Regions from separate parts of the Homo sapiens genome. Here region 2 is linked to region 1. A link is an interaction called in ENCODE POLR2A ChIA-PET data of the cell type or tissue named here. Cell type or tissue: MCF 10A. All regions are shown on one strand. Links, peaks and the distances in the headings refer to the core of each region. The heading gives the core; the rest is flanking DNA.

Region 1 (4,379 bases), core at 92-4,091:
AAAAAAAAAAAAAAAAAAAAAAAAAAAAGTAGGTGACATGGTGGCACACGCCATTGAACCAAGCTACTTGGGAGGCTAAGCCACCAGAATGGCTTGAATCTGGGAGGCAGAGGCTGCAGCGAGCCAAGATCACACCACTGCACTCCAGCCTGGGGGACAGACCGAGACTCTGTCTCGAAAATAAATAAATAAATAAAGGCTGGGCATGGTGGCTCATGCTTGTAATCCTAGCACTTTGGGAGGCTGAAGCAGGCGGATCACTTGAGGTCAGGAGTTTGAGACCAGCCTGGCCAAGATGGTGAAAACCCGTCTCTAGTAAAAATACAAAAATTAGTTGGAAATCACTTGAACCTGGGAGGTGGAGGTTGCAGTGAGCTGAGATAGTGTCACTGCACTACAGCCTGGGCAACAGAGCAAGACCCCGTCTCAATAAAAAAAAACCATACATACATAAATAAAAATAAACAGTAAAAAAATAAAAACCACTTGTAAAAATTGGGAGGGGAGAGGGAAGGAGATAGAATATGTGATGAATTCCATATAGTTCATGGGGTTGAGGGGGAGTGCAGTGAAAAATCAAGTTACAATTTTATTTTTTTTTTGAGATGGAGTCTCGCTCTGTCTCCCAGGCTGGAGTACAGTGGCATGATCTCGGCTCACTGCAGCCTCTGCCTCCCTGTTTCAAGCGATTCTCCTGCTTCAACTTCCAGAGTAGCTGGTATTAGAGGCACGCGCTATCACGCCCGGCTAATTTTTGTATTTTTAGTAGAGACGGGGTTTCACCGTCTTGGCCAGGCTGGTCTCAAACTCCTGATCTCAACTGAGCCACCCACCTCGGCCTCTCAAAGTGCTGGGATTACAGGCATGAGCCACCGCGCCCAGCGAAGTATGAATTATTGATGGAATTAAGAGTTAGCCTCAGGGCCGCGCTCCGTGGCTCACACCTGCAGTCCCAGCACTTTGGGAGGCTTTGGCAGGAGGGTCGCTTGAGCCCAGGAGTTCGAGACCAGCCTGGGCAACGCAAGGAGCCCCCATTTCTACAAAAAATTAAAAAATTAGCCAGGCATGATGGCGCGCACACGTTGTCCCAGCTACTCTGGAGGCTGAGGCGGGAGGAGGATCGCTTGAGCCCAGGAGTTCGAGGCTGCAGTAAGCTGTGATTTCGGCACTGCACTCCAGCCTGGACGATAGAGCGAAACCCTGGCTCAAAAAAAGAAAAATTAAAGAAAAAAAAAGAGCATCAGCATCTTCTGTGTTTATAACGATGCAAAAGCTGACACTCCACCTTCACATGAGTAAGTCATTAGTTAAGGAAGTTTTCCCTAGAGGATTCTGGGTGTGAGGCCTGCACTTGTCTTCGTTAAGGCGTCCCCGCCAGCACGCGTCCGATTGTGGTGACCACATCCCCATTGCTACAACGGGGACATCGAAGCACAGAGGGTCGGGGCTTATAGGAGGCTGCCCTGCAAAAGACCCCTGACTCCTGTCTTTTCCTGCAGTGTACCACTGGCTGGAGATGCGGACCAAAATGCGCATCATGGGTTTCAATGCCGCTGCCATCAAGCCGCTGAACGAGGGTGCAGCCGCCGAGCTGGGCGCGGAGCTGCTGGGCGAGGGCATCATCTTCATCACCGCCTGCAGCTGCCTGATGCTGGAGTATTGGCGCCACCAGTTGCAGCAGCGCCGCAAGGAAAAGGAGCGACGTGTTGCCAGGGAGGCGCTGCGGGGCGAGGTGGGCCACTTGGGGCTGGCGCTCGAGGAGTTGCAGGCGCAGGTGCAGGCGACGTCGACGCAGCTCGCCCTGGAGGAGCTGCGCGCTCAGCTGCAGGAGGTGCGAGCCCACCTCTGCCTCCGAGACCCGCCGCCTGCACCCCCAGTTGCGCCGGCGTCCGAGAAATAGGAGGTCTCGGGGCCCTGGTCTTGGAGGTGACTGCTGTCTGGACTGCGAAGTCTCTGTCTTGGCCTATTCTCCGCACTGTCCCATCCTGGACCGGCCCAGCTGACACCACCCAGTCCTTCGGGGGCGCCGGAGAGATCCTGGGCTGGAGCTGATCGAACCTCCCTACTAACCTGCCCAGTGGTACCTTCCACTGGGACTCTCCGCCTCCTGCAGGTGGAACGTTCCAAGAAGGACCCCGCCCTATCCCACCCCGCCCCTGCCAGCGCATTTGTTGAGCACTTTGGAAAGACAGCGTCTTTTATCAGACCCCACCTCCCTACCGCTAGGTAGGCCAGCAGGACGTCCACCTCTTTTGGCAAAACAAAATTCTGCACCCGGATTTAGCCACCTCTCATTCTGTCACCCGCACCCTCACTCACCTGAGTGGACCCTTCCCCTAGGACGCTCATCCTTTGCACCGAACACCACCTACCTCCTCCTCATTGGTACAGACCATTGTAAAGATGCACAAAGTTCCTACGGACTTCCCGACCCGCCCCCTTCCATCTACCTCAGTCTTAGGGGGAAAGGTGGGGGTGAATCCTGGACTGCGTTAGCTCCAATGAGTCACCACCCTGCGGCTCCTGACCTTAATCCATCTTAGTACCTGTCATTGACATCCTCCCCTCCCTGAGTGGATCGATCCAACATAACCCCCCTCTTCTTCCACCTATGGCGCACCCCACTGGCATGGCTATGCTGGGTCTTCCAGGGAAACGCCTCCCAGCCCGGCATTCTGTGGTCTGTTCCAGCAGGACGTGGCCTTTTGGGAGGAAAAACCGGTCTTGACCAGGGCTAGTCCATTCTGGCTTTCAGGCTCAGTCACTTGGTCACCAGTCCCCAGTCCTGGACCTACTGCTACTGTCCTTTTATCCGGTCCTCCCTCGCTGTCCTCTTCAGTTGCCTTTGCTAGGGACCGGCCTGTCCCTTTACTACCTAAGTCATCGTCAGTTCGCCCAACTTCCCTCCAAATCTGCCCCTCACGGTACGCAGGGATCGCCCTTCCTTCCTGCCTTTGGACTGGTCCAGGTCCTCCTCCGCCCTCCTTCACGCAAAGGCCTCCTCCAGGGGGACTACCTGTCCCTCAGCCCAGAGGTCCCCCTGTCCAAGCGGGGTATTCCACCAGGCCATATGACCTACCCACCCGACAACTGAAGGGGGCGTGGATGAGCTCTGTGACTCTGAATGCTACTTTATAAATCGACTGTCAGCGTTTTCTAATTAAAGGAGCTCTGGGGTAAAGATCTTAAGAACGTGTCTGAGAACCATAATGTGCGTCTGCAAAATGTCATTGAAATTAGGAAAGAAGGCCGGACACAGTGGCTCACGCCTGTAATTCCAGCACTTTAAGAGGCCAAAGCAGGAGGACTGCTGGAGGCCAGGAGTTAGAGACCAACCTAGGCAACACAGCAAGACCGCATCTCTACGAAAAATGAAAATATTAGCTAGGCGTCATACCAAACGCCTGTAGTTCCAGCTACTTGGGAGGCTGAGGCAGGAGGATCCCTTGAGCCCAGGAGTTCAAGGCTGCAGTGAGCTGTGATCCTGCCACTACACTCCAGACTGGGTGAAAGAGCAAGACTCCAACTCATTAAAAAAAAAAAAAAAAAAAAAGAGGAAAGAAGCTGGGAGAGTGGTAGAGTGGGGGCAGAGAATCATCTTATGAGCCCTTTCCCAAATCAGAAACTGAGGCCTGAGGTAAGCAAATGGACTTGCCCAAGGCTACACAAAGTGAGGCTGCTTCTGGCCTCCCCTAGGGTGGTGAAGGGCAGGGTGGGATGGGGAGGAAGTGGCCTCCTAAGGGGCATGGGGAGGGAGGCTGGAGGGGGCAGAGATCATCCTGGCTGCGGGCCTGAGGATGAGTGAGCAGGCGCAATATGCAGGGTGGGAAGGAAGATGAAGGGAAGGTGGATTCCTGGGAGGAGGCAGGGGTTCTCAGCAGAGGACCAAATCTTCCTGGAGGGGCACCGGGGGCCGAGCACACCTCCATCCCCATCAGAACAGGCCTTCAAATCACTCCAGAGATCTTAGCATTTATAAAAACTGGCAGATTTATTCTGCAGGGGCCCATTTTCAAGAAGCTAAAGGTGAAGGTGGGAGGGGAGAAGTTTCCTCCCCTTCTCCTTTCTCCCTCATCTTATTTCCTCCAAGGGGTAAAAAAAATGGCCTGGACCCCAAAACCTACCCAAATAAAAAATCAAAAAACTGAGGTTCCAAAAAGTTACAGCATCTTATTTCCTCATAGAAAAGGGGAAGGAGCCAGAGGGAAGGGGAGTCCCTGGGGTGGGGGGATATCTCACCCCCAGCCCGGTGAGACATCCCCTCCCCTTAAATAGCTGCCCCAAATGGGGCAAGCCCAGGGCTATAGCATTTAAAAACTCCCACATCCCATTTTATCAAAACCAAAGAGAAAAAAAAATTTCCCTTTTCCCCCAAAACC
Region 2 (4,379 bases), core at 223-4,222, 87 kb before region 1:
TCTTGGATGAATAAAGCTGTGGGAATTTAGAAGAGGAGTAAGGAGGGATCCCGGGACAGGAGTGACAGGAGGAATGGTTTCTGTTCAGGTTAACATGCTACAGAAATGTAAAGAGGAATGGCTGCCATGGTGTCTGGGGTGGGGGTGTCCCAAAGGGCAGCAGAGGGAGGGGAGAGCCCTCATGCAAAGATTAGACTTGGCCCTGAGGCAAGAGAATGTCCAGATGGACATGGGACCCCAGCTCTGAGCCCTGCCTCTTCTCTCTCCCTTCTCAGGACCCTGCCCGCTCAGCCGGCTTCCACCCCAGTGGCTCTGTCCTGGCTGTGGGTACAGTGACTGGCAGGTAAAGCTGAGGAGAGCATTTCGGGAGGCCTTCTCTGCTCCCTGGGGAACTGGCCCTTCTTCCCTCTTTCCTACTTTCCCAAATCCCACTATTTACCGAGCCCTGATCCCTCAATATTCCTCTGGCTCACTGCAGCCTCTGCCTCCCAGGTTCAAGCGATTTGCCTGCCTCAGCCTCCCGAGTAGCTGGGATTACAGGCGCCCACCACTATGCCTGGCTAATTTTTTTTTATTTTTAGTAGAGACGGGGTTTCACCATGTTGGCCAGGCTGGTCTCGAACTCCTGACCTCAAGTGATTCACCTGCCTCAGCCTCTCAAAGTGCTAGGATTACAGGCGTGAGCCACCGCCACTGTACCTGGCCTTGTTTTGTTTTGTTTTTTGGGGGGACAGAGTCTTGCTCTGTCGCCCAGACTGGAGTCCGGTGGCGCGATCTCAGCTCACTGCAACCTCTGCCTCCCGGGTTCAAGCAATTCTCGTGCCTCAGCCTCCTAAGTAGCTGGGATTACAGGCACGTGCCACCACGCCTGGCTAATTTTTGTATTTTTAGTAGAGACGGGGTTTTGCTATGTTGACCAGGCTGATTTCGAACTCTTGACCTCAAGTGATCCACCCGCCTCGGCCTCCCAGCGTGCTGGGATTATAGGCCTGAGCCACCGTGCCCAGCCCAGGTCACTTCTGGGGTCCCTCTGATCCCTCCCTTAGACCCCACAGATTGCGGCCTCTCTCTGTCAGATCAGCTCACCCCTCCTCCCCCCACCACGCCCTCTCCTTCAAGATGGCTGCTGCTGGACACGGAGACCCATGACCTGGTGGCTATCCACACAGACGGCAATGAACAGATCTCAGTGGTCAGCTTCTCCCCAGGTAAGCGGCAGGCCTGGGACACCCAAGCGGCAGGGCCAGGGGACAGAGGCTCAGAGCTCTTGGCAGGGGGAGGGGTGGAGCCTGCGAAGCGAGGCCTAGGAGGGATGCAGTGGGGATGGAGCTGGGGACTGTTGAGGGGGCTGAGTCTGGGCGAGGAGGGGATGGAGCCTGGGTGCCTCCTCATAGCCCCCCTCCCCCTCCCCCAGACGGGGCGTACCTGGCCGTGGGCTCCCACGACAACTTGGTGTACGTGTACACGGTGGACCAGGGCGGCCGCAAGGTCAGCCGCCTGGGCAAGTGCTCGGTGAGTGGGCAGTGGCCCCCAGCCCGCGCCGCCACCCCGCCCAGGGGGTGCAAAATTAACCAATTTTCTACCTCAAGGGAGCGCAGCTTCAACACTCAACTGATTCTGCCCTGATCAGAGCAAGGAGTCTTGGCCACGTCCACACATTCACCACCTCGTGTGTTCTAAGCCCGCCCCTTTGTGTAGCCCCGCCCCCACGTGCTAAGCCCATCTGTGTAGCCCCGCCCCTCACGTTCCGAGACCGCCCCTCACGTTCCGAGACCGCCCCTCTGTGTAGCCCCGCCCCTCAACATTCAAAGCCAGCTCCTCCGTGTCTAGCCCTGCCCACCTGTTCTAAACTCCCATTGTGTTCTAAGTGCTTTTTGTCTAGCCCTGCCCATCACAGTCTGGCCCCGCCCACAGTATTCTGGCCCTGCCCCCATACTCCAAAGGCCTGTGTATCCTTCCTTTAGTCCCCTTGTGTTCTCGCCCTACCTCTGTATTTGACTTCCACTTTCCTGATTTAATCCTGTCCCCCTCTCCTTGGTTCCGCCCTCTGCAGCTCTAACACCATCCCTTCCCTCCCCCGCAGGGCCATTCCAGTTTTATCACCCACCTGGATTGGGCCCAGGACAGCAGCTGCTTTGTCACCAACTCCGGGGACTATGAGATTCTGTACTGTGAGTTCTCCGGGACCCAGAGACATTACTTCCTCCGTCTCATTTGCAGACTTCCCTGAGTTCTGGGAGGGGAGGGAGGGGCTTCAAGCCTCGCTCCCTTGGTATTCAAGGCTGGTTCTGATTTGGAATTTAGGGACCGCTGGCTTCTCATTTTCTCCCTGGTATACCCCACTTTTAGTCAACTCCTCCCCTTTCCGGTCGGATGGGTAGGATGCAGGTTTCTTTTTTTACATTTTTAAATTTTTAATTATTATTATTATTATTATTATTATTATTATTATTTTGAGACGGAGTCTTGCTCTGTCCCCCAGGCTGGAGTGCAGTGGCGCGATCTCGGCTCACTGCAAGCTCCGCCTCCCAGGTTCAAGTGATTCTTCTGCCTCAGCCTCCTGAGTAGCTGGGATTACAGGAGCACACCACCATGCCCGGCTAATATTTGTATTTGTATTTTTTTTTTTTTGAGATGGGAGTTTCCCTCTTGTCTCCTAGGCTGGAGTGCAATGGCACGATGTCGGCTCACTGCAGCCTCCGCCTCCCAGGTTCAAGCGATTCTCTTGCCTCAGGCTCCTGAGTAGCTGGGATTCCAGGTGTCCACCACCACGCCCAGCTAATTTTTAAAATATTGTTAGTAGAGACAGGGTTTCGCCATGTTGACCAGGTTGGTCTTAAACTCCTGACCTCAGGTGATCCGCCTGCCTTGGCTTCCCAAAATGCTGGGATTACAGGCATGAGCCACCACACCTGGTCTAATTTTTGTATTTTTAGTAGAGATGGGGTTTCACCATCTTGGCCAGGCTGGTCTCGAACTCCTGACCTCAGGTGATCCAGCCAGATGCTGTGGCTCATGCTGCCTCCTGGGATTACAGACGTGAGCCACCATGCCCGGCCAGATGCGGGTTTAAAAGTAGATGCTCCTGCTTACGCTGCGGGCTGTGAAGACCCCAGCATGTGATGCCTTCTCAGCCAGTCCTGACAGGTAGAATGAGCCCTGGGACCTTAGCCTCCTCTGTCTTGGACCTCAGCTCCGATTGTCTAAGAAAGGGATGGGTTTACTGGGTAGTTCTTCCAACTCTGAATGTCTCCTCCCATTTTCTGCCCCAGGGGACCCGGCTACCTGTAAGCAGATCACCAGTGCGGATGCTGTGAGGAACATGGAATGGGCCACAGCTACTTGTGTCCTAGGGTTTGGGGTGTTTGGTGAGTTCTGGAATGAGAGAGGTCTCACTGAGGACAGTAGTTCTGAGAGACATCCCCGCTGGTGGTTTCCAGAGTCTTACTGCTTACCTCCAGTGTGGGAAGCTCACTGCTTTACTGCATGTGGGCTGTATTTGTGTAAGAGGAAAGGGTAGGGTGAGATGACTCATTAGAGCTGTAATAAAATGAAACCAAATGGGCGTGGTAACTGGCCAGGAGAGATCCACACTGCCGGTGCCCTAGCCACCCATTCATTCAGGCACGAATGAAGCAAACACATATTCCCTGAGCAGTTCTGTGCCTGCCGTGGGCTTGGCAGTGACCATGACTGACGGCCCTGCTCTCCTGTGGCTCTCAGTCCAGTGGGGGAGGCAGACTTGTCCCCAGACAGTGATGACCCAGAGTGAGCAGGTCTGAGACAGGGAAACCCAGGGTGGGGCATCTGGCCTACTCTTGGAGGGAATCAGGGAGGGCTTCCTGGAGGAAGAGACATCTGAGCTAGGACCTGGAGGATGAGGAGTTACTTTCCAGGGCAGTGAAGAAGGAAAGCAGTCTCTTGGCAAAGGGAATAGTACATACAAAAGCCCACGCGTGACACAGAACTTGGCATTTGGAGAAATGCAGGGAGGCAGGGTGGCCAAATCATTACAGAGTTTAACAGGAGCACTGATGAGGGATGAGGCTGGAGCAGTGCATGGGGCCTGCTGAGCCTTAGAACCACAGGCTTTCTTCTAAGATCACCAGGGAGCCATGGAAGGGTTTTAAGCAGAGCAGGGGCAGGCTCGGATTCACATTTTAAGGTAATTCTGACTCATATCCTCGGATAGATACAGGCTAGGTCGGAACAAATTAAGGTGGCTGGAGTGGCAATCTGCTCCTCTTGGCGGTCCCTGGCTCCAGCTGACATCTTACCACTTCCCTTCATCTTGCCCACAGGGATCTGGTCTGAGGGGGCGGACGGCACTGATATCAACGCTGTGGCCCGCTCTCATGATGGGAAGTTGCTGGCTTCAG

Evidence for each region. ChIA-PET counts read pairs that join two places held together with the same protein. Peaks named below come from ENCODE experiments on the same cell type or tissue, not always from the same donor. Only the 100,000 strongest peaks of a DNase experiment are listed, where the experiment ranks them.
Region 2: POLR2A ChIA-PET joins it to region 1 with 5 read pairs; 4 of 35 experiments call an interaction of 5 or more read pairs at or near these places.

The regions. Positions count from the first base shown.
Region 1 is chr19:45,526,577-45,530,955 of GRCh38, reverse strand. VASP (vasodilator stimulated phosphoprotein) reads right to left here. Exons shown (of 13, transcript NM_003370.4): 13 at 3,973-4,379. It also overlaps a transcript of OPA3 not described here. Among named protein-coding and RNA genes, the nearest start is that of VASP, 21 kb to the right of the region's middle. In MCF 10A, for the core only: no CTCF peak of the experiment used is centred there; a DNase peak (open chromatin) is centred at 2,515.
Region 2 is chr19:45,613,594-45,617,972 of GRCh38, reverse strand. It overlaps EML2 (EMAP like 2), which reads left to right. Exons shown (of 19, transcript NM_012155.4): 13 at 276-343; 14 at 1,120-1,208; 15 at 1,415-1,512; 16 at 2,084-2,171; 17 at 3,273-3,368; 18 at 4,302-4,379. Among named protein-coding and RNA genes, the nearest start is that of GPR4, 14 kb to the right of the region's middle. RefSeq lists enhancers at 188-1,025, 1,026-1,864 and a silencer at 1,678-1,927. In MCF 10A, for the core only: no CTCF peak of the experiment used is centred there; DNase peaks (open chromatin) are centred at 1,782 and 3,532.